Regions from separate parts of the Homo sapiens genome. Here region 1 is linked to region 2. Evidence: chromatin loops called from intact Hi-C (ENCODE). Cell type or tissue: body of pancreas. All regions are shown on one strand. Links, peaks and the distances in the headings refer to the core of each region. The heading gives the core; the rest is flanking DNA.

Region 1 (2,910 bases), core at 256-2,755, 110 kb before region 2:
TCTGAAATCAGGACAGGTCTCAGAATCAATGGCACCTCCAATATGGGAGTCTTCCTTTTAGTGTCTGAAAATGGCTTTTAGGTGAGAAAATAAAGTGATAAGGAGAGAATGGTAAGAGGATTGGGCCCCTTTCAGCAGTTAGCCAGGCTTGTATGCCACGGGTCACAGAGAGAGTTAATTCCCTTCGAGGTCTGGGTCTGCCAGGATGAGGAAAACCTGTCGCTAACCCTTACGGGAGCTCACAGTGCAGTGAGGGGACAGCCCAGGACCAGCGCAGTACAGGGGATGAGGGGTGAGCCGGGCCCCATAGGAACCTGTGTGGCCCTGGGAGCCTGTGGATCTGCTCCATCCCGCCCACACTGACTTTCCTCACCACTCTTATCAGTCTTAAAAGAACACAGCCTGCAGCAGTACCTTTGCATTCCTCCATAGGCAAAGATTTCCAGGAAAAGCAGAGGAAACAATGGTGTATTCGCTGCCTTCTGCCTTGGTCTGGTTTATTTTAAAATCTGAGCCTTCAGTAATGGCTGCCTGGGCCCCCGGCCCAGCCACTGCTCTTGGCGTGTTGGCCTCCTGGCGGGGGCAACAGAGGCGCTGTGAACGCCACCTGTTAACCCCGATGGCCCTGCCTGCCCCACCACAGCTGGAGTTGGCCACGGCCAAGAACGACATGAACCGGCACCTGCACGAGTACATGGAGATGTGCAGCATGAAGCGCGGCCTGGACGTGCAGATGGAGACCTGCCGCCGGCTCATCACCCAGTCTGGAGACCGGTAGGCGCCTCCCCTGGGCATGGGGCCTTCCAGGGGGACACAGCGGGGAGAAAGGTTGGAACACAGCCCCAGAGACCCTCAGGCAATGACTGGGTCACATCTTGCTGTGGGGCTGCCCTTTGGGAGTTACCTGGTGGGGCTGGCCCAGACCCACAGCTCTCTCCCTTGGCAGTTGGATGAGCTATGTCCATTCATGACGGGAGGGCTGAAACCTCCCAAGGCCACCAGCTCTGGTGGTTCCCCTGGTTAGAGGCAGTTTAAAAACTGGCAAGGAACAGAAGGGTTGTGGGGGCAGATTTTTATCTAAAGTCAGGGCCATGATTTGTGCATTTGACCCTGTGTAAGTTACACCGCAACAAGAAAGTGAATTTTTAAAAATCACAAAAATACTGCAGATAGACATAAAGCCAAGGCCCTAGAGTCAGGGTGCTGGAGGCTCAGCAGCTTCTCTCCTACTGTGACTTCAGCTATTTCTTTTTTTTTTTTTTTTGGCTCACTACAACCTCCGCCTCCCAGGTTCAAGTGATTATCTTGCCTCAGCCTCCAAGGCGCCCGCCACCACACCTGGCTAATTTTTGCATTTTTAGTAGAGATGGGGTTTCACCATGTTGGCCAGGCTTGCCTTGAACTCCTGACGTCGTGATCCACCCGCCTCTGCCTCCCAAAGTGCTGGAATTACAGGCGTGAGCCATCATGCCTGACCTCAGCCTCTGAGTTCCCAAGACACAGGCGGGGCCCATTTCCCTGTCAGGGTGGGTTTGGAGAGAGTTCAGTCCCTGCCGCTCCCTCGCCATCCCGCGGCCCCGCCCTCGCTTCCGGTACTTCTCACGGGCTGCCAGAGGGTGAGGCAGCAGGAGGAGGAGTGCCGTCCGTCTTCAGGATTCCTGCCTGCCCCAAGGTTGACAACTGGTGTTTTTTTCTAGAAAGTCTCCTGCTTTCACTGCGGTCCCGCTTAGCGACCCGCCGCCGCCGCCAAGCGAGGCTGAGGACTCCGATCGCGATGTCTCATCTGACAGCTCCATGAGATAGAGACCTGCCTCCCCCTTGCACCCGAGGCCCTCGCAGCAGGGAGCTCAGCGAGGCAGAGGGTGGGGCTGCACAGAGGGGAACATCAGCTGCAGCTCTGCACCAGGCCGGTCCCTGGGGACTGGGGCGCTCCTCCCTCAGGCTTTCTCCCTCAGTCTTGGCTTCTCCAGGGCTCTGGGGTGTCTGGAGCTAGGCTTGGCCCTACCATTCTGGGGCCATTTCCACCACAGTTGGGGCTCTCCTGCCTTCACGCGTGGGTGTCTGCTACTTCCCCATCTTTAAAATGCTGCCAGAGCGATTGCGGCCCCTCACCTTGTCCACGTATCAGGAATGTGAATGTGGGACCTTTCCTCCATCCCTGTTGTCCGGAGCCAGCTCACTGTCTTCCACACTGGTGCTAACTGGCCCAGGCACTGGAGTGGAATAGAATGCAGCTGGAGGCTACGCATGGCCTCTGCAGCACACGCAGCTGGAGAGGGCTTCTGTCCCTGTCAGCGGCAGAGGGCGTTGGGGCTGGCCGGGGCACCTTGTCCCTGCTATGGTCCACGTGCTCACGCTGTCCACCTGCCAGGTGGAGTGTATGTGGCTGTGGCCCTCCCTCGTGGAGGTGCCGTGCTTTAAAGAGGCCTTAGTGCCCGGGATGGGCACAGTGTTTTGAAGGGAGGTGGGAGCTCTTGCTCTCCTGGTCACTGCAGAATGACAGAGAAGGTGAAGCTCCATGCATGTGTGCGCGGGTGTATGTGCGCTCAGGGTCTCTGTTTAAGTATCAGCTAAAGATGTGCTTCCTCCGTGTCTGTCATACACTGAGACCAACAGGCTACAGTGTCCCTGATTCTTGGAAAAGCCTGGAGAAGCTGGGGAGATGCGGTTCACAATGCCTCGGTATAGGAGGCTGTGTTGAGCTGACATTCAAATGGATTCTTTAATAATAATGAAACTGGCGAGTATTTATTGTGCACTTTGGTGTCACTGTCTCAAGCACTTCCTAATATTCACTAGTTTGAACTCTGAGGTAGGTACTTTTTTTTTTTTTGAGATGGAGTCTCATACTCTGTTGCCTAGGCTGGAGTGCAGTGGTGTGGTCTCAGCTCACTGCAGCCTCTGCCTCCG
Region 2 (2,910 bases), core at 121-2,620:
TGGCCCCACTCCTCCTGAGGATTCTCTGCTTGAATTTTTCAGAGCAAGGGCGACCCCTGTCTTAGGAGAGGTAGGAGAGTGCCTCATGGACAGCATCTGGTTGTTCCTTCTCCCTGGCAAGGGGCCTGCCTCTCTTTTTCATACCTGAGATGACCGACAGCAGTAACATCTGACTTTGTCTTTTCCTTTCTTATTTGGGGCATCGCAGGCTACCTATATTTGCTGAAGGAAATCTTACACAAAGCTGCGATAATTCTAGCACAGAGCAAGAAATAGAGCCTAAGGAACAAACCACCCATTTTCTCTCCACTCGGTAAAAAATTATCTCTGGGAAATGAAATAGCCCAAGTCTGGCAGTTCCATGTTCTTCTTCTTTTTGTGTTTTAGAGACAGCCTTGCTTACTCACCCAGGCTGGAGTGCAGTGGCACAATCATGGCTCACTGTAGCCTCGAATTCCTGGGCTCAAGAGATCTTTCTACCTCAGCCTCCAGAGTATCTAGGACCAGAGGTGCACACTACCACGCCTGACTGATTTTTAATTTTATGTAGAGACTGGGTCTCTTTATGTTTCTCAGGCTGGTCTCAAATTCCTGGCCTCAAGAAATCCTTCCACCCCAGCCTCTCAAAGTGCTGAGATTACAGGCATGAACCACTGCCCCTGGTCCATGTTCTTCTTATATTGCTTTTCTAAAGTACTTCTTTTTGCAGATAGAGAAAGGCTTGTTAACTGGCCTCATGACTCAGCCTGCCAGGCACAATTGTCCATCGGCCCCAGCACAGTTGTATTTTTGTGTTTGTTTTGTTCTTTCCATAAATGATATACAGTATGTATCCTACGATTTGCTTTTCGTGCTTTTAATCCAGTTATATGTCTTGGAGATCATTTCATTTTATACTTCTAGAACTACTCGTTTCGTTAAATAGAGAATGGATGTGCAGAGGCTTTTTAGCCATTCTCCTGGTTCCCGAATACTTAGGTTGTTCCCAACAATGCACTATCGTAAGTGGTGTTGCATAAACATCTCATACTTCGCTGTGCATGTGGGAGTGTCTCTCTAGAATAAGTGCGGGGCATCGGAATCGCTGAGTCACAGGGTGTGCACATTTTTCACTTTAACAGATGCTGGCGAGTTGCCCTCCAGAGTGGCCCTACCAATTCACACTCCCACCAGCAGTGGAATGATAGCACATATTTCCTCACGTCCTGCCAGGCTTTCGTATTAGCAAACTGTTTTTGAGCATCTCATTGGAGGAAAGTGCTGTCTCATTGTTTCAGTGTGCACTCTTCCCATTCCCGGGGAGGCTGAGCGTCTTTCCATGATCGCGCTGTTTGTGTTTCCTCTTTTGTGACCAAGGCCTTTTTACCCTTATGTCACCACCAGTGTTCTGAAGTCCACCCTTGGCTCTCCCCCACAGCAATCTTGTCCTCCAGACCCAACCTGCATTGCCTCTGCCAATCACAGGGGTGCCAAACATGGTATACACTTGCCATCTGCCCTGGGGGCTGAAAAAAGCCTCGTGGTGACAGGGGAGATCTCTGCTGTCCCTCCCTTACTAATGTCAGGGGACTTCAGACCTCCACAGAGGGTGTGTCCTTTACCTCACTTGTCACACGGCAGCTGGGACTTGCGTGACCCCTAAACTCCTTCTGCTTCAGCATTTGATGACCCCCCAAACTGCACTGACCTCCAGCCCAAACTGAAGGGATCCCTGGTGCCTGTTGACTTTTACTGAGATGAAATGAATCATTTTAATAATTTAAAAATGTACAATTCAGTGGCTAGACTTTTACTGAGATAAAATGAATCATTTTCATCATTTAAAAATGTGCAATTCAGTGCTTTTACTATATTCACAAAGATGTGCAAATATCACAGATACATTTCTATTTTTGAAAAAGTTATAACTACCCTAGTTGGTGTGAAGTGGTATCTTATTGTGGTTTTGATTTGTATTTCACTAAGACTAATGATGTTGAGAATCTTCTTATGTGCTCATCGCCATTTGTATATTTTCTTTGGAGAAATGTCTGTTCAAGTCCTTTGCCCGTGTTTAAATTAAATTATTTGTGTCTTTTGTTGCTGAGTTGCAAGAGTTTTTTTTTTTTTCTTTTTGATATTATGAATTCTAGACCTTACTAGATAAGTGATTTGAAAATATTTTCTCTGGCCCGGGGCGGGGGCTCACACCTGTAATTCCAGCACTTTGGGAGGCCGAGGCGGGCAGATCACGAGGTCAGGAGATCGAGACCATCCTGGCTAACACAGTGAAACCCCGTCTCTACTAAAAATTAAAAAAAAAAAAAAAAAAAATTTAGCCAGGCGTTGTGGCGGGCGCCTGTAGTCCCAGCTACTCGGGAGGCTGAGGCAGGAGCATGGTGTGGAACCCGGGAGGCAGAGTTTGCAGTGAGCCGAGATCGCACAACTGAACTCCAGCCTGGGCGATAGAGCGAGACTCCGTCTCAGAAAAAAAAAAAAAAAAATTTATCCCATACTGTGGGTTGTCTTTTTACCTTCTTAATAGTGCCCTTTGATGCATAAAAATTTCACATTTTGGGCCGGGCATGGTGGCTCATGCCTGTAATCCCAGCACTTTGGGAGGCCAAGGCGGGCGGATCACGAAGTCAGGAGATGGAGACCAGCCTGGCCAATATGCTGAAACCCCGTCTCTTAAAAATACAAAAAATTAGCCGGGCGTGGTGGCGGGCGCCTGTAGTCCCAGCTACTCGGGAGGCTGAGGCAGGAGAATGGCGTGAACCCAGGAGGCGGAGCTTGCAGTGAGCAGAGATCACGCCACTGCACTCCAGCCTGGGAGACAGAGCGAGACTCCGTCTCAAAAAAAAAAAAAAAAGTTTCACATTTTGATGAAGTCCAGTTTATCTACTGTTTCTTTTGTTGCCTGTGCTTTTG

Evidence for each region. A loop is a pair of places that touch in the nucleus more often than their neighbours do. Peaks named below come from ENCODE experiments on the same cell type or tissue, not always from the same donor. Only the 100,000 strongest peaks of a DNase experiment are listed, where the experiment ranks them.
Region 1: it touches region 2 in a loop (2.9-fold over the local background); 92 of 110 quality-filtered maps call a loop at or near these places.

Annotation. Positions count from the first base shown.
Region 1 is chr12:6,539,376-6,542,285 of GRCh38, reverse strand. It overlaps IFFO1 (intermediate filament family orphan 1), which reads left to right. Exons shown (of 10, transcript NM_001193457.2): 9 at 644-774; 10 at 1,698-2,747. The coding sequence ends at 1,803. Among named protein-coding and RNA genes, the nearest start is that of GAPDH, 6.3 kb to the right of the region's middle. RefSeq lists enhancers at 1,407-1,546, 1,577-1,726, 2,507-2,716. In body of pancreas, for the core only: no CTCF peak of the experiment used is centred there; a DNase peak (open chromatin) is centred at 1,555.
Region 2 is chr12:6,428,925-6,431,834 of GRCh38, reverse strand. No RefSeq gene overlaps it. Among named protein-coding and RNA genes, the nearest start is that of CD27, 15 kb to the left of the region's middle. In body of pancreas, for the core only: no CTCF peak of the experiment used is centred there; a DNase peak (open chromatin) is centred at 1,114; H3K27ac peaks cover 563 bases.